Linked DNA regions of Mus musculus: all the other regions are linked to region 3. Evidence: chromatin loops called from intact Hi-C (ENCODE). Cell type or tissue: left cerebral cortex. All regions are shown on one strand.

Evidence for each region. Hi-C counts contacts between places; a loop is a spot of excess contacts. Peaks named below come from ENCODE experiments on the same cell type or tissue, not always from the same donor. Only the 100,000 strongest peaks of a DNase experiment are listed, where the experiment ranks them.
Region 1: it touches region 3 in a loop (7-fold over the local background); 9 of 42 quality-filtered maps call a loop at or near these places.
Region 2: a loop joins it to region 3, with 5 times the contacts of the local background. A loop is called at or near these places in 6 of 42 quality-filtered maps.
Region 4: a loop joins it to region 3, with 4 times the contacts of the local background. A loop is called at or near these places in 6 of 42 quality-filtered maps.
Region 5: it touches region 3 in a loop (3-fold over the local background); 5 of 42 quality-filtered maps call a loop at or near these places.
Region 6: it touches region 3 in a loop (5-fold over the local background); 6 of 42 quality-filtered maps call a loop at or near these places.
Region 7: a loop joins it to region 3, with 3 times the contacts of the local background. A loop is called at or near these places in 2 of 42 quality-filtered maps.

The regions. Positions count from the first base shown.
Region 1 is chr17:50,812,086-50,816,085 of GRCm38, reverse strand. Tbc1d5 (TBC1 domain family, member 5) reads left to right here. Exons shown (of 22, transcript NM_028162.4): 16 at 2,245-2,330. Among named protein-coding and RNA genes, the nearest start is that of Gm41598, 23 kb to the right of the region's middle. In left cerebral cortex, a CTCF peak has its summit at 1,811 (motif pointing left); a DNase peak (open chromatin) is centred at 1,806.
Region 2 is chr17:50,980,958-50,984,957 of GRCm38, reverse strand. It overlaps Tbc1d5 (TBC1 domain family, member 5), which reads left to right. Exons shown (of 22, transcript NM_028162.4): 4 at 284-353. Among named protein-coding and RNA genes, the nearest start is that of Gm31083, 100 kb to the right of the region's middle. In left cerebral cortex, no CTCF peak of the experiment used is centred here; no DNase peak of the experiment used is centred here.
Region 3 is chr17:52,459,686-52,463,685 of GRCm38, reverse strand. No RefSeq gene overlaps it. Among named protein-coding and RNA genes, the nearest start is that of Gm27217, 140 kb to the left of the region's middle. In left cerebral cortex, a CTCF peak has its summit at 1,705 (motif pointing right); DNase peaks (open chromatin) are centred at 1,260, 1,742, 2,140 and 3,888; H3K4me3 peaks cover 293 bases; H3K27ac peaks cover 1,233 bases.
Region 4 is chr17:51,969,366-51,973,365 of GRCm38, reverse strand. No RefSeq gene overlaps it. Among named protein-coding and RNA genes, the nearest start is that of Gm20098, 89 kb to the right of the region's middle. In left cerebral cortex, a CTCF peak has its summit at 1,714 (motif pointing left); no DNase peak of the experiment used is centred here.
Region 5 is chr17:50,970,010-50,974,009 of GRCm38, reverse strand. The region is part of intron 4 of Tbc1d5 (TBC1 domain family, member 5); the gene reads left to right. Among named protein-coding and RNA genes, the nearest start is that of Gm31083, 92 kb to the right of the region's middle. In left cerebral cortex, a CTCF peak has its summit at 1,660 (motif pointing right); a DNase peak (open chromatin) is centred at 1,650.
Region 6 is chr17:51,811,328-51,815,327 of GRCm38, reverse strand. All of the region lies in intron 1 of Satb1 (special AT-rich sequence binding protein 1), which reads left to right. Among named protein-coding and RNA genes, the nearest start is that of Satb1, 19 kb to the left of the region's middle. In left cerebral cortex, a CTCF peak has its summit at 2,134; DNase peaks (open chromatin) are centred at 1,600, 2,073 and 3,632; H3K4me3 peaks cover 2,780 bases; H3K27ac peaks cover 2,816 bases.
Region 7 is chr17:52,185,712-52,189,711 of GRCm38, reverse strand. No RefSeq gene overlaps it. Among named protein-coding and RNA genes, the nearest start is that of Gm19585, 38 kb to the right of the region's middle. In left cerebral cortex, no CTCF peak of the experiment used is centred here; no DNase peak of the experiment used is centred here.

The DNA.
Region 1 (4,000 bases), 1.6 Mb after region 3:
TAATAAAGTGTTGAAACATTAGGAAGGTTATGAACCACTGCTTTAATTGGTGTGTGCAAGCACGTGTGTGTGTGTGTGTGTGTGTGTGTGTGTGTGTGTGTGTGTACATTTGTGTCTTAGATAAGTTTTACTTTTGTGACCCACATTATATTTTTCATGGTGCTTGTGCAGATCATATGTGTGCACATTTCTGTTTTAATGGTGCACTGTCTTAACAAGAGACTTTTCCTTTCACAGAACTGAACACTGAGTCCCTTTTTATTTTCTTGCTTTTTCAGTAGTTATTCAATATCAAATTCTTTTTGTTTTGGTTTGTATTTTTACTTTTTGTGTTGTTTCAGTACTGCAAGACTTTAACTATCTCCCTTTGATTCTAGCAGGTCTCTTAGGAATTTAAATAGGTCTCAGTGAAGGCAATATTGAGTCCATTCATGTGTTCAAGTCACATCATTGTTCCTAATAATGGCTTTAAGTGCCTAGATAGATCAGCACTTCATGTCTTGAATTGCTTGTCATTTCTTTGTAAAGATGTCTCAGGGACCATTCCCTGGGACTGCTCTTTTAATATTTTCTAACAAAAGTAGCATGATACTTTATTAGTTTGTTGAAAGTCAGAAAAGAAACCTCTTTTATATTTGCAAAAACAAAATGCTTTTCCAGGTTCAGAGAATAAAGAGCAGAATCAGTCATGAATCGTAGTTTTGTAGGAGGTAATTTTTAAAATAGATGATGAGCAGACTCTGACCTGGAATGTATTCTGCCAGTGGCTTTAACCTCTATTTTATTTTTCCAGTATACTTGGGTCTAGGTTGTCATCAGCTACCCTGAGAAACCTATATAATTCGGAGAGAGAGAAGTTGCAGTTAGACTTAACAGTATGTAGTCACGGAAGCAGCCGTTATCTTCATCAAGGCAATTCAGATTTGATTATTACAGATCTCTGTTGAATACCAAACCAATGGAATAGTAGCTGTAGTTAAATCAGGGGATTGTCATTTCTGTCAGATGATTAGGGCTGGCTTGGAAGAGATATGAACAGGCTGCGCTGTGTAAATACTCTCAGCAAAAAGAGAAAAGGTCTTTCATGGCCATTAAGATGCAGCTTATTAGCTTGATGAATTTCAAACTATTTAACCTTAATTATATTTCCTCTATACCCCACCCCAGCATGCAGGCATATCAGTACCTTGAGATGATATCTCCAAGGGTTGGTATCTAAGCATAGCCGTGTTTTTCTATTATGATAAAATTCAGCCATTCTGTTTCTAACTAGATCTTTCAGAGAACAGTGCATGCTCTGGTCTAAAGACCTAGTTGTTACCTAAATTAAGTGCCTACGTGGACATTAGAAAACATTCAGATGTTTATAAAACATTTTAGAGGGAATTATGTAATTTATTATGTTAGAGATTGTAATATACAATTAAATTATGGTGTAAATGTTATGATTTTATAAAGTGCAAGTATATTTAATTTGTAATAGTCTGTGAGGAGGTTAGCACATTAAATAATTAGTACAGTTTAAAGAATAGCTGTACACTTAAATGGACACACCCAGTTTAATGGTTTGAAGACATTCCTCCCATACTATAAATAATATTAAATGACAGACAGGGCAGAATTGACACTTTTATAGAAATGTGCATTGGCCCTTTTTCATTGGCCAGTTTGATGGCCATACTTCTAATATTTCCATTGGCTGACACATTTTTGGTACTTATTAAACTCATGAATAAGATTAGATGACATAGAAATTGTTAACTTTAAAACAATTCATTTTTGGCAATGGAGGACTCGGTGTGCCATCTAGTGGACATATTTAGATTTCTGGCCATCAAATATTTAGGATTGTTTTTACCTTCTCCACCTATTGTCCCTTGGCCTCTTTTGATTATTCATGCTTATGTTGCAAACCAAGTAATTATTCAGTTTTGCTGTAATTTTATCTCATTTTTGAAATATATATTTGAAAGTGACTGAAAGCACCAGAAACCAGCCTAGCGACACTGATGCATTCGCACAGCAGCATAGGTCACAATGGAGTATGCTTGATGTTTCTCAGTTTTCATCAGCCAAGAAAGAACCACTGGAACAAAAGTCAGGTCTGATAATCACTAGATGGCCACCTAGCCAGGTATGATGATTATTAGATGTCTGATATATGCTCCTTTAGCCAGGTATGATAATTACTAAATGTCTTATATATGGTCCTTTAGACACTGTTTTGTATTTCTTTTTCTTTAGAGAAATCCAAGGCCGGCGACTTACCAGTTCCACCCCAACTTAGACTACTACAAAGCACGGGGAGCCGACCTTATGAACAAAAGCCGGTGAGTCACTGTCCATCGGCAACAGTTGTGAATCACAAACAGTCATGAAGCCATGGGGAATTTGTACATCTTTCCTAAGGACTGTTTTCTAGACTTTAGACTTTTTTATATGTAATGAATCTTTGTTTGAAGTTCTTTAAGGTATCATAAGACAGTATTTTTATGACAGTGGTAATATGAGTTAATACAGCACTGTAGTAATCCACAATCCATATGTAGTATCCTCAGCACACTGACATAGATCAACCTCAGGACACAGCTGTGCCACTCCTGAGCATTGACCCACAGGGCTCCGGAACATCGTGTCACAGAGTCACTGGCCCATTCCCATTTGCTGGATAACTATTTGTCGTAGTTTTAGAGCTAACCTAACTGTCCAATAACATAGAAGTGGATAGAGAAGATGTAGTCTATATACACAATGAAACCGTTTTAATCCACAAAAGGCTGGGAAGGGAAAAAGAAGGCAGTATTGGCAGGATATGTTCAACATATAACATATACTTGCATGAAAATGTTCTTTTATAACAGTACCGTGTACAATGAATACATACTATGAAATTTTTAAATATATCAAAAGAATACATTTTGAAGTTACCAGCTTCATATTTCTAACACTAATAAACATGAATAGTTTCTACTTGATATAATCTCTTTCTGGATCTTTACTGTTGAATGAAAAGAGGCATTTCTATGATGTATTTTTAAATTATTTCAGTAACAAAATTAAAATTGCGTTTCCCAGTTGACTTTGAAACTACAAAATAAGCTTATAAATGCATCTTGTGTGTGCATCAGTGATTGCATACATAGAAATCTTAAGGGTCACTGTAGGAATAAAAAACCATTAAAATCGTACTTTTAAAAGAAATTAACATTGGCATAAAGGGTTGATGAACAGTTTTGTTCTTTCATAATACTGTACTTAGATGTCTCAAGAGTTAACTTGTCAAACCAAAACCATTTCAAATTAGAATGCAATTTCAAAGTTTACTCTAGAAAACAATGTTAGCAATGATAGATAAATGCTGCCAAGTTAACCAAATTTTTTTCTTAAACATTTTCCTGTATGTTAGCTTTTCTTGTGAATTCCAGCAGCCTAAATATACATTTCTGGAGTGCAGACCTACAGTATGGTCTGCATTGAACTGACTGCTGCTTAGGGGCTGGTGGCTCCAGTGCTGTGCAGGAGTGCGGCGAGGAGGCAGACTTTTACCTTCAACCTGAACCCTGGGTTACAGCAGTGAGACACTACAGGACTGCTACAAAAGCGCCCGCCTTGATGGAAGCGTTTGTCTCTTACTTAATGTAATCATGAGATCAGCTCCGTGGCCCGTGAGACTGCCTGGAGCTCCATTCTATTTGTTCATTTCATCTGAGTCTTATTTCACAACTAGTAACTAGTTCGTTTACTTCAACAAATTTTATTGACTGTTGGATTTTGATTATTTCAGGCACCAAAGGTACCCATGTAACAACCACACTCAGATCCTTACTGTCAGGAATCCTGCCTACCCTTTGTTTTTGTATGCTTAGATGCTTAGTTGTTGTATGTTTAAAAGAAAAGGGAATATTAGGTTCACTTAGTATATAAGGTCTCTTGTTTCTTTTACTTTTTTTTTTTTAATTAAAGGTCATTTTATTCTTTCTTCTTTTTTTAATTTTTTTTT
Region 2 (4,000 bases), 1.5 Mb after region 3:
TAACAAAAGTTATCATACTTTGCCTGCTAGCAATTACTTTGGCAGTCTCCTACCCAAATTAAGAGTTTTGATATTGGTTTGTATGTTGACCTACACGTGAGTTTTTAACCTAAAAGCTCTGAGTACAAAAGATAATTGGGAAGATAGAAAAGGGCAGGATATATATCTATTGTTTTGAAATTTTTTACTGTGAGACTACGTAGAGCTGTCACATAGTGCTTTTTAATGGAAATACTCAATTTTGCAATTTCTGTTATTTCAGTGTTTCTATTTTTGTCTCTAGGAGATCTAAGTCAAAATGGAAGAGGATCAAATTCTACCTTAGACACTGAAGGGACGTTCAATTCATATATGTAAGTGAAAATTACATACATTCACAGCTTTTGTTACAAGTTATGTTTACAAGATAGCATACCAGACACATACTTTTATAGAATTCTGGCCGTAGAATAGCAGGAACTAATTAATAACCATGCCTTTAAAATATCTCATAGATAAAGGACTTTGTGGTACACGACAGTCTGCAAGGTTAAGAAATAACAGAAATAACCTTCTAAGTTCTTACATGCATATTTTATCTTTTTGTCTTGTTAATTTTATAATGTTTATTAATTTTCTACTTTATTACATTAAAACCAAAGAAAAAGAAAGATTATTTCCAGTAATATTTGAAAATGTATATAATGGAACCAATGGAACTGATTTTCCTTGTAGGAAACCCCTTGCAAATTCAGTACTAATATATTTAAGCATTATAAGTTGCCCTTAGATAAATGAAAAATGATTTAATTTATATACGTTATTCTAATGAGTAATTATTTAGTTCTAATGATGTGTCCCAATGCTTTGGAACATGCACACACACTGTACACTTGACAACACATTTGCATACTGAGTGAGCTTCCATAGAAAGATACCAAATTTACTCCGTGATCTTTTAATGTCTTTATTTATGGACCTACTTCATTTAATTCATTGGAAGTGTGTCATTTATCTCTTCAGGTTACAGGCACTCTGTTAGCAAGGGCCCTGTATACAAAAAGCACTGGTAGGAATGTCGTGAATAATACTGTATTACAATCTGTTTATATTTGACCTTCTTATGTCATGGTAGTTGGGGTTTGTATAAGTTATCCATTTGTCAGTTGTCACTTCTGTTCCCACAGTGTTATAGAGGGATGCTGTCACAGCTGTGAAGCTTGTACATTGCCACCGTGTTTTCACAGTACCCATATTACCTTTATATGTTGCATTCTCCAGATCCTCCTTTTAGTCTTAAAGTATAGTGTATAGCTTGAAATATGGCATATTAAATAATAGATAAAATTGCTAACTGGGCATGCCATTGCTGATCAAAATAAATAACAGAGTTGAGTATAAAAGAAAACCATATGTTACACTTAGCATAGAACTGAGGAATATTCATACATGTAAAATCTATGGTTATGATACGATTTTTTTAAAGTACAAATTCAATGAAGCAAATGGAAAAAAGATATTGCAAAGGAAAACCATTTCTTTCTTATCTATGTACATCTTATTGATAAATGTTACAACTACATTCATATTTTAACTCATTATATTAAAAAGGATGTTTTAATTTAAAGATAGTTATTTTATGCTGTCCCTGACTTGTTCAGAGTTTAAAATATTTCATTGAGTGGTAATTTTGTTTTGAAAAAGAGCTATTGTTACAATGTATTGCCCAGTGGGTACTTGTGTTAACTAAATATTTTTAATTAATGCCCATCACTGTTGTAATATTAAGGCATTAATTTATTATAATTTAAAAGAGCAAGGTAAAAAGATCAACTGGTATAGTTTATGATAGTAGGTTTTTGATAGTTGGCAAGGCAATGCTGCTATTAAATGGTATTATAGTATTTAAGGTGTTAAACTAGGATTCCTTTTTACCCTGTAGGCAATAGCTCTTATAATGTAATTAACTTATTTTTGAATTTGACATTTAGGTTAAATGTAAAATTCATTGAAACACAGCTCTAGGGTATATTTTCATATTGATGTTAACTGACTAAAACCAGAAATTCATGCAGATTCGCACTACAGGAGTAGCAGAATCTGAGTTAAAATTTACTTTTGAAAATGTGAATTCTTTTTGTTATCATTATAGCTCTTTTAAACCAATGTGAAATAGTTTACCAGAAGAATGTATATCTTTTTTGTATAAGTTTGCCCTATCTAAAGTGCCTCAGATATCTTTTTTTGTTTTTATTACATGTGTATGTGTTTCTTTTGAGAGACTTGGCTGGTGTGCAATTCACTATGTAGACCAGGCTGGCCCTGAACTCATAGAGACCCCCCAACCTCCACCTCTTTAATGCTGATGTTAAAGGCATGTACCACCACAGTTGACTATAAATCTGTATAGTTAAGACAGTTGATCCTTTCAGCCTAGCACAAGCATTCCCATGCTGTTTTCTCGGATAGGTGCAGCCGTAGAATGGCTATACAGTGTTTAACATGTCTCTTTCCCACGAGTATTTAAAGGACTGAGAGAAAAAGTATGAATGAAAGCTTGTAGACAATGGGAGCGTGAAGCCAAGGAATTGTTACTTACGGTCACCACTGTCAGCTGCTAACATCCTTGCCTTGTTTCATCAGTGGGCTCTGCCCCCTTCTATCATCTGTCTTGCACTGGGCACCTTAATCTTGGGAGTGTTTGTCTTTTTACTCAAGGCTTGCACACCCCAGCAGCAGAGTAAGCTACGCTGCATCTGCAGCACAAGCTTTACTTGTTGTTGGAGACAAGGTCCTAATGTTAACTAAGCCGACCTCGGGCACTGGGATGCACCTGCTTCCGCCTCTCATGGAGCTGAGACTCCAAGCCGGTCACAGCAGTACTGCTTCCCATTTCCCTTCTTGTGATTGTATTATTGTAAAACAAAGTTGCCAAGTTTCAAGAGTCCATAGTTTGTAGGGCTTGCTACTTTAAAAAATATCTCAGTACTGTATATTGGCTGATAATCCTGACTGCAAATGCCTTGATGACTTTAAGTGGTTCTCCTGTGTGCACACTTTGAAGTGTGAGAAATTGAGTTGACATGAATAGTGTCAAGTGGTCAGGGCTGAATATTAGTTACTCTCATGTTACAACACTGTCACTGTCAGCTCTGTTGTCATCAAGCTTTGGGAATTGGTTGTATAACGGAACATAACTTCTATTTTGTTGTTGTTGTTGTTGTTGTTGTTGTTTTTTATGAGGCTGGGTTTTTCAATGTTGTCCTGGATGTGTTTGAACTCTCTATGTGGACCAGGCTGACCTTGAGCACTCAGTGAACCACCTGCCTGTGTCTTCCTAGTGCTGGGATAAAAGGCTTTTTCTATCATTCCCAGTTAAAAAGAAATCTTGCAGCGCAGTCTCTGAAACAGTGTTTCCGAAACAGTGTTTCCTTTACCTCTGTGCAACTAATTCTACAAATGTTAAAGATGAGGGCAAGCTGTTGTACTGTCAATGTCACAAATTAATATCTGGAAGTAGAACAAGTAAGTTTTGAAATTTAACGCTCAGGGGACGCTGAGTTTAGCCTTTGTGTGCCTAGTGCTTATCTGGAGGCTTTATCTGGCATTTGTATCTTTATGTAGTCTTCCTTCAGTGATTCAAATAGATTATAGTTATAATTAGCTCCTAAAACACCAATAAGATTATTATGCAATGTCTTGTTTTAGAAATTTTACTTAGAATTTGATTACATATCTCCTAACCATTTAAAATTTAAAATTTCTAAAAATTGAAAAGGCATTTTTGATTTTATAGATCATATTTTATACTTTTTAAAGGCCAATGTTAATGTCTTTTGTCAGATATTGATCTTTCTTTATTTCTTATATAATAATTAAAAGAGAATCTTGCAGAATATGGGAGAAGATAGTTTCTCTAAGTTCTGAGAAGATGCCTGACAGGCTATGTATGTAGCATGAGGTCACATTGTAAAAGAGATAATCTGTCTCTACCCAACACCTCTTCTCAAGGACAGCTGAC
Region 3 (4,000 bases):
GCGCCATTCAAACCTGGGTTGTTCTATTGAACAAACAGGCAGAACAAAAGGGAAAGGAATCAGGGGATTGGGCATGGACTCTTTGGGGAGCTTTCGGCCAGGCACCTATTACCTGACAAAGAAACCACATGGAGGACACCTCCCAAGAAACAGTGAAGAAAAGGGAGGGGGAGCTGCTGAAAGCAATGACAGGAAGCCTTAGTTGTTTTGAAGTCCGCTACTTGGAGAAAAGCAAGCCATTCTTTTTAATATTGAAGTTTGGGCTAACTTAAACTGAAGTAGCCCTATTCTCTACTGACCTAGCTGTGCTTCTGACATGACTCATATTGCAAGTGAATGTGAGAGCATCAGAAAGCTTTGTTTGCCCTCAAGAGAAAAAGTAGTATATGAGCAATTACACCTGCATTTGTCTGCGAAATGGGTCAGTAGGTCAGTGTGTCTGCTGCTAAGACTGAGGGTCTGGATTCTGTCCCCGGGATGCATAGAGCAGAGGGAGAAGAATTGACTCCTAAAGCGGTCCTCTGACTTTAACATACATATCCTGGCACAGATGTGCATGCGCATGTTTTACATACGTTACATGTTCATAGGTACAATTAAAAAATAATAATTACTAAAGCTCTGTAGTCTTGATTCCTGGCAACTGACAATGTTGTCCAGGATTGGCAAGACTGCTTCCATTTCTACCCTGAATATTGTTTACCATGTAAAACTTCCAAACAAACTGTGAGGTAAATAAGAATTGTGGCCTGGAAATGCCTTGACAAATACAAAAGCTTTCATTCCTTAAATGGGATCCCTAGAACAGCATTGAGAGAGAATGTTTCTATACCTAGAATTGTATTACACACACACACACACACACACACACACACACACACACTCACACACACACACACACACACACACACACACACACACACATTGCATTCATCTTGTTGCACGGACAGCTACAATTTTTCCTTGATATTTAAAGTCTCATGTATGCAAGAGCAGATTCCTGTCAATGTCGCAGTAGCTTACTTCTCCATTGAATATGATCTTAAAGAGGGGAAAGTCTGTTTAAAGGGGCATCTTCTGGCAGTCGCCACTCTAAGCATGGTTCAACACCGTGAGGACCTGTGCGGGGGCTTTGACAGATGCTACATTAGACCAAGTGTTGTCCCATCAGGAAGTCAGATCGAATAAGTCTATTTGAGAATGGATGAAAGGGGCATGGGAGGCCCATCTGCGAGTAACTGGTCGTGTTGTAGGCTCTTACCCTCAAAGATGAAAATGCCTAAACGAATGAGCACAGTCTAGACTTAATTCTACACCAGAAATGCTCCCTCAGGAGATTATGAATGCTTTGACTTATGGAGTCTAAATACACTTCTGAACCCTATAATGAGAGCCAGACAGCCTTTCCCCCAAATACTCATTAACAACTTCAATTTTTTTTCCCTAAAATACGGACACTACGCTGTTCCAAAGGAAGATTTTTCTCTGCATAAGAGCAATGATGAGCACAGAACAGCTGGGTTCCGCTGTCTCCTCAATCTACAAAGCTTACACCATGCTAAAAATAGGACCAGTGACTGGAACCTGAAGGAAGGGTCTCCAAACCAGGTGCCAGTAGGTATACAGCAGGTTGCACAAAAGTCTAAGCATCAGGAGAGACTTTTCACCGCTCTCGATTTCCTGAACAGCAGTCCTGAAGCCTGGCCACAAGAGGGAACCATTGTTCAAATGTTGGAATCATTTTTTTTTCTTCCCCCTCCCCTCCCCGAGGAACTCAGCCAGCTCAAATCCCTCTTTAATGTAAGAACCTGATCAAAAGGCTTGAACAAAAAAGTAGAGACAGATGTGATCACGGACACAGTTCTATTTTGGATGGCTGAATGATCAGCTTTTAAATACCTGAGTAACCAAAGGTCTGTCATCCAGTAACAGAAACCAGAGAGGCAAGGCCTTGTACTGACAATAGAACGTCGGGCCTTTATTTTATTTCTTTCATTGGTTCTACTTTGTCTGAGCTGAGGAAAACTTTTAAAACCAAACAGCAAATATTAGAATGTAAGGAAACAAACAGAAATGCAGACTTTTAAGCTCAAGATTGTCTCCCGTCTGTAGCAAGTGATAATGCTGATCAGAAACGGGAGAAGGGCGCATGTGTCCTAAGGAGTTCTTGCTTGCAGCCCCGTGAAACAGCGCGACTGGCAAAATGCAGACTAATACGATAGAAGGCATACAGGATGGCTTCCTGGAGGTCGTGTGCCACCAGGCTGGCACAAATCCAGTTTCCCAACCAGAAGAAGGGCAGAATAAACTGGAACGTGCTTGATGCCAGTCGGGCTTTCATAGGAAAACAGATGACGGCTAAGATTATTAATCTTGACAGTTTCCTGATTTATTGGGATGTTGTCATCTTCTCCTTTTGTATAATTTGCCAAATGATCATAGTATTAGACTTAAGGAGGCAGCACCCAGGGCCCCCTTCTTTGGCATTTGCTTCAACAGTAAAACATGAAGGCTTGTTTTGAGGCAAAGGTGGACAAATTGAATTTTCACAGATGTATTATCATTTGAGAAATACCAAGTCATGTTTTATTGTGACTTTTGATGTAAAGATAGCTTTATATGTATTAATTATAGAAAACTGCTCCATTTATTTAATAAATATCAGGCCAAAGGTAAGAAATTTAAAATCGAGGTCTCTAGCAATCAAAAGCAAATGTTACTGCTTAGACTAGGATACTGATAAACAAAGAAAATAATCAGAAAATAGCAGCTAGGTTTAAAAGCCATTCCTCTGCACAGTGATTTCCCAACAAAACAACAACCTGCATGGGAATTCTTTCTTTGAATTGCTCATGTAAAATCACAGAAATAATTTTGAGCTACTTCACCATAGATTCAAAATAAGGAATCATTTGACACATTTTATAAGTGGTTGCCTTCACCAAAGTATTTTTTTATATTCTATTTTTTGTAATCCCTTGCATTTAAAATAGCAACAACAGAAATTAATCTTCAGTTTTTAAAAAGGAATTACAATTAAAGATATTTCCAACTAAAAAGAGACGTTATCCCCAAAACAGGTTTAGCAAACTATAAAATCTCTAAACTTAAAATGCTATAATTGAACCCCCTCCTCTTTTATTAAGAAAAGCCATGTCTGCACCTATGCTTTGAGACATATTATGCAATAAACAGCAATCAGCCTAAAGATGCCATATCAAACAAACCAAGTTTTGTTTTGCTAAACTAAGCAAAATTAGTTGAATGCCCTAAGTAATAGTTGCTGGTATTTTTTTTTCTAAATTATTTCTCCACTTGTTTTTGTGTCTATGCATAAATTAAAAATCTGCTGAAATTTATTATTCATCGGAGATGTAATTAATATGCAAAATTATGCAAATTAAGATGCAATTAGGCTTCAATTCTCTAGTGGAATTTTCCATTATAATTTAATACAAAGTAATAGAGTAATTGGTGTCACGTGTAATTACGGTTACTCACGTGTACTTGCAGACGTGCAAATGATGTGGTATATGTTAGTTACCCTATGCAAATGGATCACACAATCTCTTAATACTTGGGAATGAAGTAAACAAAGATGGTCTTCAAAAAAAAAAAGGGTGAGAGGGACCCCTCTTTATTCTCATGTGCTTACATGAGAACTGTGTGAAAATTGTATCTAATTTCCCTGCCTTTCTTTCTAAGAATTTTTAACTTGGTGTTGTTTGGTGCACTGTTTATTACTTTAGAGAAATAATTTCTAGTTAAAAAAATATTTAAATAGAGTCCTAATAAAGATTCTAATGCCGCATGGATGCTACCAGGGTGAGAGCAAGCAGAGCAGAGCTCTGTTGAGCCGGGCACAGGCTGTTTCTGCATCAGGCTCAAAATTCCTCGTCTCTCAAAGAATATCAGGGAGCCTGGCTTGCCAAGGGAATAATCCTTACATTTTCTTATTTCCTGATGACAGAGTTGACCAATTCATTTGCTTTGAGAGCTG
Region 4 (4,000 bases), 490 kb after region 3:
CCTGGACATTGAGCTCCGATTACCAGACTTGGCAGCAAGTACCTTGGCTGACTGTGCCCTTTCACCAGCCCATGACTTTCAATGTTCAGACTTGCACTGTGATGGCTAAAGTTATGTTTTAAGTTTAAATTATTGTGCTTAAGCCATTTATCTTTAAAAAAAAAAAATGCCTCCAACCTACCTGTAAGCCCCACTTGCCTGAAGACAGAAAGCTTCCTGAAATGCTGGGGGCTGTTGTTCATGTAGGAAAAACAACCGTGTGTTTTCACTCCTATAAATAAGGTTGGTTGTTCCAACTGCAGACAGGTTGTGCTTGAGCACACAGAGGCCAGAGGTATAGAGGCAAGAAGTGCATAAGTATGCTTGCGCCCACTGGACAAAGGCATGAGCTACAGAGCCCTGGAGGGTCTGCCTTTATAAGTGCCTGACTAATGTAATTTGTGGCCATTCTCTGGGAATCCTGGATATGTCCCTGGGCAATGTGCATCTTCCTGGCCAGTATTTAATAAAGTTTGCTTCAAATTTGGCTCAAAAGAAAAATTGTAGTAGTGGTCTTATTCCACCTGGTGGGATTAACAGTGCCTTCAAGGCTTTCCTTCTGCAGGTCCATCTCATTCTGAACCATGTGTCACCAAAAATGGCACCAAATCTAGCCTCTTTGCAATGAACAAAGTGCGCGGCGATGGCTTATTCTTAGAAGGAAAATCAAACGGACCGACATCAGTTCAAGATATAATTGTCAAATAGATTAAACGCTTCTTGCATTTCTTATCTTCTCATCCCACGTTCTTACAGGCTACCCAAGTGCGTACACACATACACGTTCACCACTTCCCATTTGCTGGAAGCCCTCTGTTGGGAATCCCCACCCAGGATGTGGTGGGTGCTCAGGTGTCCAGTCCCTTTACTCTGGGAGAAAAGCTCACTGCACAAGTCCAGACACCCATCCCAATGACAGAACACCAGCTTCTTTACCCTCAAAGGGACTGCCTTTCCTTGAGGCATCAGCCATGGGTGTTATTACTGGATAGGAGTTTAGTGAGTTCCCTATTTGGCCAATCAAGCAAATCAAACTCAGTATTTCTGGGAATCCTGACCTTCGCGACTGACATATTCATATCTACACACACAAAATCTCCACATATTTGGCACTTCATGACCTATTTGCCTGTATCAGGAGATTTTTCTGTTTTTAAATATTAAAAGGGGTGAAAAGTTCATTTCCGTGTTAGTGGAGGGCAAACCCCATGGTAGCCCTGTTGCTGCCCGAACAGAATTTTCTTTCTGAAAAGATTCCTTGCCAGAGGTTGAAGGTAGGGGTCTGGACACGCGCGCGCGCGCACACACACACACGCGCGCGCGCGCGCACACACACACACATAGAACATTTTAATCAAATCACAGACTTCTTTGCTTGAAATCTTAGGACTTAGCTCTTATGGACTTATTTAGTTCACTCAAAGCAGCTGGTTCCTTGAAACCAAAGGCGTTCCAGACAAAGGCTGTCATGGGAAAAAGCGAGCTTCATGTAAGTTTCCTTTTGTCTCCAGTAGATACACGGCTTTTTTTTTTTTTTTTTTTTTTTTTTTTAAGATGGACGAGTAAGTGCCCTGAAATCCAACAGAGCAGGGGAGCTCTGCTCTGCTGCCTGAAATTTTCTACCCTCTGGGAATTCACAGCAGAAAAGACGTCACTCTACAATGCACCACCTAGTGGCCAGTGTGGAGAACAACAGTCAGAGGCAAAAACCATTTCACTTTGGGGACACAAATTCTCAGGGCACTCTTTGGAAAGATATGATAGTAACTGGATGAAACCATTGAGAGAACTTACCTGTTGGACACAGAGGCACACACTTATAATCCTAGTACTCAGGAGACTAAGACAGAGGAAGTTAATGTGAAGTTAGTCTGAGCTCCATAGCAAGACCAGGTCTTGATAGGAAAAGAAGGCAGCGATTAGATAACCATACTTCTGATACCGTCTTCTGCAATTGAACCCATCCGGTGATGATATTATGGTGGTGCTTAAGAGACAATGCTTTGGAGAGCGACAGATACGAGTGAAATCCTGACTTCTCTAGTCACTGGAGCCCTAACCTTTGACATATTATTCTGCTTCCTGGGTCTCTGGAATGGAAGATGGCAATGGCACATGCTCTGTACCTTTGTTTTTTAAGAAGTAAAGAAGCAAATGACATGATGCATGAGGAGGGGTTGGAAAAAGAGTTTAACTGAATGACATAAACACAATGCTTTTTGTGCAAAGCCTCGCTTCCCTCTTAGAAATCAGAGTCATGCTTTTATGTATGGCCAAGCATCTGATGACAGAGTTGCCTATTGAAGGAACTGCAAGATCTTTTATTAAATCAGGACATGATTCTTGTGATTCTTAGGGTCAATCAATCAAATCCAAGCAATGTCTAGCCTCGCAGCTCTATGAAGTGGATGTCTACCTGCTGTCAATGGAGACAGAAAGTGCTTCTCCCCTTTATCTTCATTGATCCACGTGGCCAAATAGCCATCTCAAACCATTAGAGGTACATGCCAAATCTGTAACCAGTCTCAGAACCTAAAGCCATTGTCCATTCAGGAAAAATGACTGAGCACTTAGTGGTAGGGGATTACAGCTGAAGGCAGCTTACTCCAACCAAAAGTCAAAGTTTTCCTGCTCTTTTTCTATTGTGGTGGTTTGAAAGTGCTTGGCCCATGGGAAGTGGCACTATGAGGAGGTGTGGCCCTGTTGGAAAAAGTGCACCACTGTGAGGGTGGGCTTTGATGTTTTATGTGCAAGCTCTGCCCAGTGTGGATGAAATGCTCTTCCTGTCTGCCTTCAGAAGAAGATGTAGAACTCTCAGCTCCTTCTCCAGGACCATGTCTGCCTGGACACTGCCATGTTTCCTGCCATGATGATAATGGACTAAGGCCCTGAAACTGTAAGCCAGCCCTAGTTGAATGTCTTACTTCATAAGAGCTGCTGTGTTATGGCATCTCTTCACAGCAATGAAAACCTTAAGACACCTATCCTATTCATCTCTACTTTAATATTGATTTTATAGATGCATTTGAAAGCACTCAGACCAAAAACCTTAGCATCTGAAAAATACATGGATGAGCTGTTTAGGAAAAGGCAGTTTATAGAAAATTATTTTCTGAACCCAGTAGATCAGCTTTGAATGATTGCCTAACCATAGCTCAGTAAGAAAAGGATTATTGCCTGGTGACTTGTATTAACTTGACACACACTAGAGTCATCAGACAGGAGGGAACCTCAAGTGAAAAGAAAATGCTTAATCCATAAGATTATACTATAGGCAGGTGTGTAGGACGTTTTCTTAATGTAGTGATTGTTGTGGGGGGAAGGCCAAGCCCACTATGAGTGGTCCCACGCTTAGCTGTGGTCATGGATTCTGTAAAAAAGCAGGCTAGGCAAGTCATGAGGAGCTAGTAAGTAGCACTCCTCCATGACCTCTGCTTCAGCTCCTGCCTCCGGGTTCCTGCCCTGACTTCCTTCAGTAATGAACAATGATATGGAAATGCAGATGCTGGCAAGGATGTGGAGAAAGGGGAACACTCCTCCATTGTTGGTGGGATTGCAAGTTTGTACAACCACTCTGGAAATCAGTCTGGCGGTCATAGTACTACCGGAGGATCCCGCAATACCTCTCCTGGGCATATATCCAGAAGATGTTCCAACCGGTAAGAAGAACACATGCTCCACTATGTTCATAGCAGCCTTGTTTATAATAGCCAGAAGCTGGAAAGAACCCAGATGCCCCTCAACAGAGGAATGGATACAGAAAATGTGGTACATTTACACAATGGAGTACTGCTCAGCTATTTAAAAAAATGAATTTATGAAATTCCTCGGCAAATGGATGGACCTGGAGGGTATCATCCTGAGTGAAGTAACCCAATCACAAAGGAACTCGCACAATATGTACTCACTGATAAGTGGATATTAGCCCAGAAACTTAGGATACCCAAGATATAAGATACAA
Region 5 (4,000 bases), 1.5 Mb after region 3:
TTTTCCCTTTGTATTTGCCTTTAAAATATAGTCATAAATGATATGACCATGTTTTAAAGCTCATCTTGTACATTAGAAGTATAAAATTGTGCATACCTTCTAGTGATCACAAGGTTTTCCTCATCAGCTACATGACCATCTCTGAGATCTCCAGTCCCATTACTTCCTGGTCACAGAAGCCAGCGAATCTTCCTTCACTTTCTTTTCCCACATTCTTTTTTTTTTTTTTCTTTCACTTATGGTGATATAACCCTTTTCTTCCCCACTGAACAGTTCCTATATTGTTAGATGCCAAAATAACTGTGTGTCCAAATGATAGAGCTTTCCAATATCATATATCCTTTCCCCTTCCTGTGGTTGTTTGAGTTTTGTTCTCCCACCTCTTTTTCTCTGTGTTGTCTGCTGTCTGAGGTTTTAAATCATTCCTGAGGGACACTGTTCACCTCCAGATATCGGAAACTCGGGTAGAAATAAATCATCATACAAATGAGAGACACTCTGTCTATAGAATATAGACATATTCTGTAGTTTATGATAAGTTAGATCACTGATTAAACTTCTCTAAATTTAGCATATAATTATGCATCACTTCAGTTACAAAATTATTAAACAATAGATTTAGAAGACACCAATTAGAAACTCCAACAGCATGTGTAAGTCCTGTACACACAAGAAGTCATTTGCAATGAATGTCTGCCTGAGAGGGAAAATGAGTTTTCTTTAATAGAGTGATACTTGGTATATTTCCACAGCCCTGGACAGGCCTCAGGCTTCAACACAAAACTGACTTCATGCTTTTACCATTTGGTTTTTTCTCTTTGTGTGTTCAGTGTGTGTGTGTGTGTGTGTCTGTCTGTCTGTCTGTCATCTGTGTGTATGTCTGTGTCTGTGCTTATACTTTAGGACTTGGGTTTTGGTTTAGACTTTGACTCTTTTAAAAGAGAAACAATATTAAATGGGATGAGAAGAGAAGGTGTATAGGCAAGGAATTGAAGAAGAGGAAAGAATATGACCAAACTATGTGTGAAAAAAAATATATTTTGGAACATGAAAAATTTAAGAAGTTTTACATCAATTCTTGATGAATATTAGGAAACATTAAAGTATATAATTGAAAATAGATATCTTTGTAATCACTCTGTATTCACTTATTGAGTATTCTGAGTAGTTTCATAGGATTAGCTGTTGTGACACACACCTTTAAACTCAGTACTGATGAGGTAGAGGCAAACGAATCTCTGTATGTTTAAGGCCTGTCTGATTCAGGCTAGCCAGGGCTACACAGTGAGATATTCTGTTAAAACAAACAAAACGATTTCCATGTCAAAAATAAAAATCAAGAAAAACAAGCCATTGCAGGAGGTTAACTATGGGACTAAGTCTTATTAAAGGAAATTCAGCAATTGCTGCAAACAACAACAGTAACAACTCTTCTGGTTTGTTGGTTTGGGTTTAGAGTTTTTTAAGGAACAATTGCTCAGTTGCTACAGACTTGGCCAGTTTTATTCACTCACAGTAATCTCTTTGAGAAGTACCCGGGTAATTTCAAGTTCTTAACACCACTTTATCATATGAATCCCAAGGCCTGCACTGCTAATCCATTATCAGCATCTACTGGCTGATTGTTTTCAGGGATCTGGTACCTGCAATGGTAGAGTCCTTGCCACTTGGTGGCACTAATGCTTTTTTTAAGGAGTGATTAAAGTCTAGGTCTCTACACCCAAACTCAGGGAACATCATAGAAAAAAGGACCTAAAGATTGTAAGAGCCAGAGGGCCAGGATGTCAGCTGAAAGTTGTGTCTTCTATACACAACAGGGAAACTTTACCTATGAACTTTCAATGATACCATATAACACAAAAACAGTGACACCATTAGTTGCTAAGCCATGAAGGATGAAGGATATCACTCACACAAAACCCCACTCCTAGGTGAAGAGCTACATTGACTGTCAAGGGAGGAAAAAATATGACTTCTCTAGGCATGAGCCCGTCTAACTGGTTATCCAGCACCAAGTGGTAAGCCTTATAAGCATTCACTTGAGCAATACTAACTAAAGCAACTTAGTTCTATATTAGTTTGTGTGTTTATAAAATAATAATATTAATGAAAAAGAAACCCATTAATTTCAGTTATTTGTGAAGATGTGGGAAGAGGTGGAGGGAACACAAGGAGTGGGGAGATCATGTTAATACATTACTCATGAAATCTTTTAAAAAGTAAAAATATAAAGAATTCTTAAACATTTAGATATACCAGACCATTCGTCACTGCTTATAGTCATAACACATCTTCCTCATTCTGACTATTAAGAAGTTATTTTCTGCCCTTACATTGAATATTAACTCACGTCGGAGGAGAAGAAACGATTGTGGTCTTTTTCCTGCTTAATAGACAGAGCTCATTTCCCTTGTGTCTGGGTTGCACTGTGTCTTTTAGTTTACTTGTTCTAGAAGGGCACTTTTCTTAATTTACATTGATTTTTTTTTTATTTCTCTTTTGAGCAGTTTTATTTTTCTAACTATTTGTTTCCTTGTTTGAAAAGAGGAGTTAAAGACACATATCCAAAGAGACTAGTTCCCATAGGAACTAAAAGTATTTGGCCTAAAATATTAGAATTAGCATTTTAGCATTTGGTGGCATCACTGTCAGGTTTTGGTAACCCAGATTACCTGCTACCCTTATGTGTACTTTCGTGCACATATATTTGTCAGTCTAAAATATAGTATAAGATATAATTTCCTGACTACTTTTCCTTTAGTTTTGCTAAATAAACTGGAAAAAAAAAACTCTACCAGCAGGTCTTTGGTATTTCTTATTATTTTATCTTAAGTTCAAAATCAGTTTTATCACTCATGTATGCTCATTAAACAAACAAACAAAAGATTATTTTAGTTTGGCTCTTTGGTAGTCTGTTTAACTTTAGATAGATCTATTCTTGTTACAAAATTTAAGTAGCTATAATTTTAGTTATTTGTATTTGGAGTTTTAATTATAATAAAGCCAGTTTTTTCTACCCAAGAACTTTGTTAAGCTTATCATCATTATTTTAAAAATTCATGAATTCACTCCCCTAGCTTCACACCTCAATGAGGCTCTATGAATTCTAAGCACTTGGTAAATACTTCATAAATATTACTTTATATTATAGTTTATTAGTCAAATACTATTCCATAGAAAAGACAGTATCTTAAAGTCTTTATGTGTCTTTTTTGTTAGAGCTCTCATCAATTTGAAATGGTACACCTTAATTAGAACTATACATATGAATAAGCTTAGATGATTGTAAATTTCAGTGATGTTTCTAATTCATTTGCCTCAGTCTCTTTCTCTGTACCAGCCTGCAGTCAAGGTACAGGCTCTTATTCATGGTAACTAATAATTGTGTTCCATTATTTAAGAAGCACATAACTTGACCTTAAAAGCCTGTTGCCCTTGACAGGATAGGATGGCAGTCCTGCCACTAGCCACAGTTAACCTTCTGTAGCTTCTTCACCCTCGTGAATAGGAACTCATTATGGAGGGGACTGGAAGGCACTAATTCATACTTTTCCCTATTCAAAATTACTGGTGTTTTCAGGTCATAAAAGTGCTTGTTTTTGATTTGTTTGTTAGAAATTAAGTTTAATTTGGGATTCGAAGTGAAGATATGCTTCCTTATCTCATCTTTTAACACTGATTGCTAAGTACTTCATAAAAACACATCATGGGTATATATGTGGAACTATTTTGAATTGAGAAAACACTTACTTATTATTTAATACAGTAAGTCCAAATGTGTATGGGTCTGGATTTATCTACTGGGACATGGGTAATCTATCAGTGGCCACACTCCTAAAGAAAAGTGACTCTTTGTATTAGTCAAGGTTCTCTAGAATAACAGAACTTAAAAGAATGAATCTTATAAAATAAATTTATTAAGATGACTTATAGGCTGAGGGTCCAACTACTCCAACAATGCCTGACTATGAATGGATGGTCCAATTGTTTAATTGTTTAG
Region 6 (4,000 bases), 650 kb after region 3:
GCATTTTGTCATATTTATTTGTGTAAAATTATTGGAGAAACATAGTATTTTCATTCCCTTGTAATACGACATCTCAGAAACCTTTTTTTTTTGTTTGTTTTTAGTGTTGTTTTTTAGCTCAGAATTTGTCTTGACCAACAGCTAGCTAGTCTGCTCCTTCTTTTTTTTTTCTAAGAATTCAATTGAAGTTGAGTTGCATTAGTAAGTGACATATTGCTGTCTTTATAGGCCTGTATAATTTTTTTTTCTCTCTCTCTTTTTATTATTGTTTCTTAATGCATCCAGCATGACACTAGAACACACTGTTCCTACTAAGAAAGGTCAGGTTTCAGGGAAACATGTCAGGCATTACCAATTTGAAGGACTATTCAGTTATCCACACTGGAGACTGAAAGTTTAATGTATCCTATTGAAAAACATCATTGTTCTTATCAAGATAATCATGTTTGTTCTTTTAAATATCAAATATCTTTCAAAATAAGTTTAGCCCTCTAGTCACAATACAGACTCCCACGCAAGTGCTATATTTGGCTGTATTTGTATTTTCCTTATTGATTATTATACTGTAAATAGCCTCCACATTTCCCACACATTTCAACTTTAAAAAAATGTACTCTTAGTCTTTGTGGCGAAGGTGGTTTAAACTTCCTCTGTTTTGGATGGTATGTTTCTGCCTTGCTATCACATGCTGTTTTTTTTTTTTTTTTTCATTTCTCAAGGCTTTGGTGCCAAGATTCACTGTTGCCTTCCTCAATTTTGACTAACCTTTCCGGTTTGTGGTCGAACCTGGGTACTCTTGGAGCAATCTATTTTCTTTGTGCTCCTCCTAAACTTGCACCCCCTACCCCACCCCAGGAGGCAGTAATTTCTCCTACTTTACCTTCTGCTTTTTTTTAGATTTCTAGTGTAAACAGTGTGCCTGAGAGTGTATTGGTCGCTTTAAAGAGCTTCATTTGCATATCTCGTCCTTATCTCTGCGGTTGTCCTAACTTGTTGCTTTAAAAAAAAAAAGTGTATCACAGTGTTTTTCAGTTCTACACATCTTTCCCCTACTACTGTATTCTTCAAAAACAGTTCTTCAAAATATAACACTTGGCTCTTGCTTGATGAACTGCTTTCGGGTGGGACAAACCTTAGTGATTAAAAGATGCATTTTTATTTTAGATGAGATGTCACGGTGTTCATTTTTATGTGGACTGTATTTAGAAAATTACCTAAAGAAGGTCATACTGTGTAATAATGACCAATAATGTAACTGGAGATCTTTTTCTGACGACAAAAGTACTTATTGCCACAGCAGATGAACTCACTAACCCAAACTTTCCTATATTCGCCCGGTGTGAAGTATTTTAAGAGTGATGACATCTTTTCCTTTGTAATAGCAAGTCAGGTGTGTGTTTCCAGTGACCCAAATTTAGTTTAACTCCAGCTCTACGGGCCGCGTGTTTCAGAAGTCCAGAGTATCTCTGTTTCTGACTTGTTCCCAAAGCCCTTACTCAGTTGTTACTGCATGTCACTCTTGGCAGTTTAAGAGACCACATTCCTTTGAGAATAAGTACCAGGGCGAGCGTCACCAGGCTTTTCGCCTGTCTTGCCCTACTACCCAGGCACTACACGGGGCTCTTTCATCCAGCCTCGACTTGCTGCTTGTCCACCTCAAGTGACACCTGCATGCCCCCGCCCCCGTCTCGCCGGGGTGGCTCAGGGTCCCCCTCCTCCGCGCTGCCCGCACGCACCTGCCCGGGGCGCCTCCATATCCTCCCCGCGCCCCCGGCCGCCGGGCATTGTGTACACTCGGCCGGCCGCCCGCCTCTCGCTCGCGGCTCATTACGGATGCTCGCGCGCCCGGCCGCCAGCGCGCGCCCCACTCAGCTCTTCCCGGGCCGCCGCCGCCGCCCCCGCCCCTCCCCCGATCCCGGCCCTCCAGCCCGGGTTTTGAGCCCGGTCCCTCCCGGCCCTCCCGCACCCTGCCCCCGCCGCCCGCGCTCCCCCTCCCGCGCCCGGGACGCGGCGGCCCCGCCGGGGTAGCAGGCTGCGGGCGGCCGGGAGGAGGCTGCGCTGCCAGCCGGTGCCTCGCATTAAAATGAGGAGGAGGAAGAAGCGGCAGCCACAGCGGCGGCGGCGGCAGCAGCGGCGGCGGCGAGGGCTGCAGCCCGGGAGGACGCGCGGAGCCCAGCGCGGCACGGCAGCGGCCACCGCGGCCGGGATGAGTCAACTCTTGGTTTAATGGGGGCAGAGCGGCCGCGAGGGGACACGAGCGAGCGAGCGAGCGAGCGACGGGCAGCCGTCCGGGGAGCTACGCTCACACGAGCGCGCAGACCCCCGCGCGCCTCTCCCGGGCCGCCGGCGACTCCGGCCTCGCCGCCCGCGTGGGGACCCCGCCTGCAGCCGGGCACCCGCCGCCCTCCGCGCAACTCTGCATCAGTTTTGGGGGGCCTCCGGGCGGCGGCTGCGCCCCCAAGTCTCACTGCCATTGTCGACCTCCTTGTTTACCTCCGACTCGGGCTGAGTGAGAGCTTGGCGACTTTTGGGGGGAGGGGGCGGGGAGCGAGTGGCCGCCGAGGAGGAGGCGGCGGCGGGGTTGCCCTCGGATCTCCCCCTCCCCCCTGCTCCTCCCTCCCCGTCGATGCTCCCGGGCGCTCCGGGTCCCCGCGTCCATGGGCAGGGAGAGGGTCCCCGGGGTTGTTGTCGGTGACGCCGGCCTCCCAAGTGGCCTCCTAGTGCCTTCCCGGGGCTCTTGGCACGACCCTCTACCCCTCACCCTCTCAGGCCCCTGCTAGATACCCTTAGTGGGGGTGCAAGGCGGTGGGGAAAAAGTTTAAGGTTTGTTAATCGCAGTCGCGATTGTTGGGGAGGGGGAGGGGGTGGCTGGGAAGAAAGCGAGGTGGCCTTTCCACGAGGCTCCAGGGTCTCGGACGAGTCTGGTGAGGGTGACACCAAGCCGACTTTACGCGCTCTCCCAGAAGCTCAGCGGGAGGAGGGGGCGAGGGTACCTTTTTTTTTTTTTAATTCCTCTCCCCACCCTTTCTGGGGTTCTTGTCCGCAGTGATTTTTTTCCTTCTTTTTAAGAGATTCCTCTCACCACCTCCCCAGTACCACCAGTGTACAGCTCCTAACGGGTTCCGCTTTGTTTTTACGACTCCCCCCTCCCACCCCCCACGAATCACTTGTCAGATCAATTTTACCTTCTCCCTCCTCCCTACTTCCCACTCTCCCCTCCTCCCCTCCCAAACCCCTTCTCCGAGGTTAGACATTTTACAAGCTAGCTATGCTGTTATTCGAATTGTGACTTTTTCTTTTACCCCCTCCTCCCATATCTACTCTTCTAGACGTTTATTTTTGCCCTTCCCCCGCCTAGCGGGGCGGGGGGTAAGGGAAGAGAAAATAATACAATTTCAGGGGAAGTCGCCTTCAGGTCTGCTGCTTTTTTTTTTTTAAATAATAATAATAATAATAAAAAGGACATAGAAAACACCAGTCTTGAACTTCACTTCAAGAATCCCGGCTGCAAAGGAAATCTCCTTTGTTTTGTTATTTATATGCTGTCAAGTTTTGAAGTGGTGAGTTTCAGGTCGGTTTTGCTAATTTCACTCAGTAAAACTGCAGCTTTGCTGTTGCTAGATAGTAGTTTGTTTCTTTGTCTCTTTAAAAGGTCACAGTGAAAGCTTGGCCTGGATTGTGCCGGCCATATGGAATGGATAAGGGCACAGGCTCTTCAAATGTGCTACTGGGGTTCTGTCGGGCAAGGAAAGGACCCTAAGAGGAACTCTTGAAAAGGATCTCACGACGAAAAGAAAAGAGAAAAAAGATAAAAAAAAATTAAAATCAGAATTGCGTGCGTTTATTTCCTGCTTTTTAAAGGAAATAATTACTGAGATGGAGTTCATCAGCTCTGTCCAGGAAAGATCTTCTGTGGTCTTATTTTATGGACAGGGAAATGGGGTTTGGGACAAGTAGCCTGCTTTCTGGGTGCCATCCATACACTGCTCTAAAATGGCTT
Region 7 (4,000 bases), 270 kb after region 3:
TGGAACTGGAGAAATGTCTCGGCAACTAAGATCTATGTTCCTAGCACTCACATGACACTGAATAGCCATCTGTAATTCCAGTTCTAGGGGATTTGATGCTTTCTTCTGACATTCATTGGCTCCTGCATGCACCTAGTATATATAAGCCCATGCAGGTTCACAGATATACATATTAACAAATAACCCTTGGCTGGATAAAAACAGTCTGATACTCATCAGAAAATTAGTTCTACCCAACAAAGTAATAAATATGTCCTTACTCAATACTCATGTGATTAAAAATAAAGGTACAGAGCAGGACATGACACCAGATAGTGCGTACCAATATTCCCAATCAGTACCATTGCATTCCAACAGCACTGTGCTAGGTAGTAACATTACCAAATAATTTTAATTCTGCTTTCATGAAGACTCCAATTATAAACCAATTCCCTTTAGATTAAGTACACTTTGATAGCAGTTCCCTTATACCAAAAAAATAATGGGCTGTGAGTATAGTTTCAATGCTAATAAGAGGTAGTTAAACAGCCTGGAGAAGTTCATTTCGACTATGTTTTCATTGCCATCCTAAGCAGTGCATAATGCCCTTCGATTATAGCCTTAATGTATATCAAAAAATAAGTTCTATGACAATTTATCTCAACTTAATTGTAATTTCATTTCTAGGATGTTGCCCCTTTAACAAATAAAAATTCTACATGTCCATTCCATTGTTCTCAAATTAGGCGCTACCCGTTGAATGAATAGCAGGAGAGAGGGCTGCCGATGAAATCGATGCTATCACTGTCAATAAGTAATGAGACTTGCTCAGCCACCAAGCTTGAATTGAGACTCTTTCCTGTTCCCTGAAAGCTTTACAGATAAAACAATATTGATGCCTGAAAAATAAATAAAATTGTGGGTTCCAGCCTACTATGAGCAACAAAACAAGAGGACACATTCAAGAAGTCCCCAGGTCATGTGAGAAAGCTTTTGTTTAAATATCTTACTGGTACCCACATACATTCACAAAACACACCTGCAATACATGTGCAGCTCTCTGCACTTCATCATTGCAACAAGCCAATGGCCATCATTCTGACCCAGAAACTGAACATTCTCTGCATCCCAGAATTCATCATCACCCCTGCGGAAGGATTCTCAAAGCTACAGTCTCATTAGTACTGACTCGCTTTGCTGCTTGGATTTCAACTCAATAGAGTCAAACACTTTTGTGGCTATCCACTATCTACTGAGAATTCTGGTTTCTAGATTTAGCTATATTGTTCTCACACACCCACCCCCTCGTGTGTGATGTGTGTGTGTGTGTGTGTGTGTGTGTGTGTGTGTGTGTGTGTTTGTGTGTGCGTGTGTGTGTGTGTGTGTGTGTGTTTTCATGGTTTTTCATTTTATAAGCTGTCTCAGTGACTTTACACATTAACTCAAAGAAGGAGCGAATACACCCATAGGTTCAGTACAAGACTGTAGAGGGACCTTTGATTATGAATGGTGAAGGAGCCCATATCTGGAAGGGAAGGCCCCATATCTTCCAGAAGATTTGTGGACATTAAACAGCTGCTGAGAGAGAGAGTCATAGTCCTTAGTATGTTGCCTCTATTTAAATAAATAATGTCTCCTAATCTTCACTTATCCAAGCAATGAAACCTAAATAAGTACAGTGAGCAACAGATAAAAGACATGGAGGTAGAAGGGACATTTGTTGGGAAGAAAGGTATTTGGTAGAAGGGAAAAAAAGACAAGAGAAGATAATTAGAGGGTTATGATCAATGTAAATTATCTGTATACATGTAATTGCTAAAATAAATAAATAAATAAAAGAATTTTAGGATGCCATACTAGCTTTTGACAATTTGACACAAACTAGAGTCAGCAGGGAAGAGGGAAACTCAATTGAGAAAATGCCTATAACAGATTAGCCTATAGGCAAGTCGGTGGGCATGTTCTTGATTATTGGGAGGGCCCAAGACACTCTACACCTCAGCACATGGTCCTGAGTGGAATAAGGAAGCAAACTGAGCAAACCATGTACAGCAAGCCATCCCCCTGTGGTCTCTGCTTAAGTTCTGCATCTGATTTCTTGCTGTGAGCTCCCACCTTAGCTTCCTTTACTGATGGTTGTTACCCAACAGCCAAATACACCCTTTCCTCCCCAAGCTACTTTTGGTAAGAATGTTTTATCCAAGCAACAAAGGTGCCACAAGGAGATATGGGTAAAATGTCTTAAAGTTGTTTCTTCTAATAACCATTTTTAACACCTTTATTTTAACTGTAGTTAGACAGAAGAGCACAGTGGAATATCGCGCTTATGATTTTAAGGTATCTGGTTTCAATAATTAGCTTTGAAAGACTCTATTCTGTGTGTGAAATGTTTGTGACAGATATGGGGGTTAATGGAAAGGGGGAAAAAGGAAAGCAACTCAGAATTGTTCATGAACAAACAGTTGGACCAACTATGACTTTGCATGTGATAGCGTAAACAGCCTTTCAGTAGTGTGTGTGATTGACACAGCCAGGCAAGATGCACTTCAGGACATTATGTTTAATGAAGACTGTTATGGAATCTTATATATTGTCTGATTCCATCCCTGTAGCATTCTCAATATGACACTATCACAGAGATGAAGAGGAAATCAATGGATGTCAAGAGACAGGAATGGATGAGGAGCAGGAAGTGGTGGGCTGGGATGGGTACCAGTTCAATAGCTGTGTCTTCAGGCTAGCTGAAGTTCAAATGGGGCTCAGTAAGCCATACTCTAATCTGTGTATAGTTTTGTGTGAACCTCTCTGAACACAAGTCTGGGCTCCTTAGATGGTGTGACTGCTTTCCAGGTCATCCAGCCCTTGCCACTCATTCTTGAATGGTAACATTTTCAATGTTTTCAGTGTTTTCTTGTTTGCTAATACCCTTCCTGCTGTTACTTACCTGACCCATGTAAACCTCCAAGTTGGGTGTCAAGTAGATATCACCTCAATCTTGTCATGTTGCCCACTTCTGTTCCCCTACACAAGGCATTCTTCATTCTTCTCCTACGCTTCTATGGCTATTCTTGTCTAAATCTTTAAAACATTTCTTTCCCTACATGATCTTTTTCTACAAAGCTCCTTCTGTCATTCAACATCCATGCAGATAAGTGATTTCAAAATTCTGGGTTTTCATTTCTCCAAACGCTTCACACTACTTCTGACATTCTTCCTACCCTTGGCCCTTTGCTCCCTCAAACAGAACCTCCACTTGGATTTAAATCTCCCCTCTCCACTCTCTGACTTCTCTACTTCCAGCTGACACACTGTCATACCCGAGCTCAGCACTACCATCCAAAACCCATCGTTTTAGCTTCTGAACTGCCTTTGGCTCCTCACATCTTCATACCACCTCTGTCTTCCTGAAAGTTCTGCGACCACTCTTTATAGTCTCTTCTTTGCACATGCCCTGTCAGCTCTGCCCCTTGGGTCTACTCATTAAAAAAAAAAAATGCAACTCTGGCTACAGCCAACTCTCCTAGTAACCTCACTTGCACCAGTGAAACTAAATGAGGCTGGAAATAAGCACAGGACTGCTGACTGGCCTCACTTTAAATTCCAGCTCACTTCCACAGGAGAGCCCTTCATGTGGCCAGACAATCACCCCACAGCTCCCCACTCCACTCACTGTCCCGCTTTCCAAGGTGACTACTTGTAACTTCTCCTCTCCCCTGAAATATTTAAGTTCCATCTTCGTCTCAAACATTTTGCTGAGTAGAGACAATCGGATGAGAAGTTCTGGATGTTGCCACATCTCTCTCTCTCACTCTCTCTCTCTCTCTCTCTCTCTCTCTCTCACACACACACACACACACACACACACACACACACACACACACACACACACACACAGACAGACACAGACACACAGACACACACACACATACCCCTCTACCTTCATCAGGTCATGTGGCTTTACCTTTCTTTTTACTGAGTGCAAGTTGTTTCTTTCCTGCACTTAGAAATTTTTTAAGGTTTC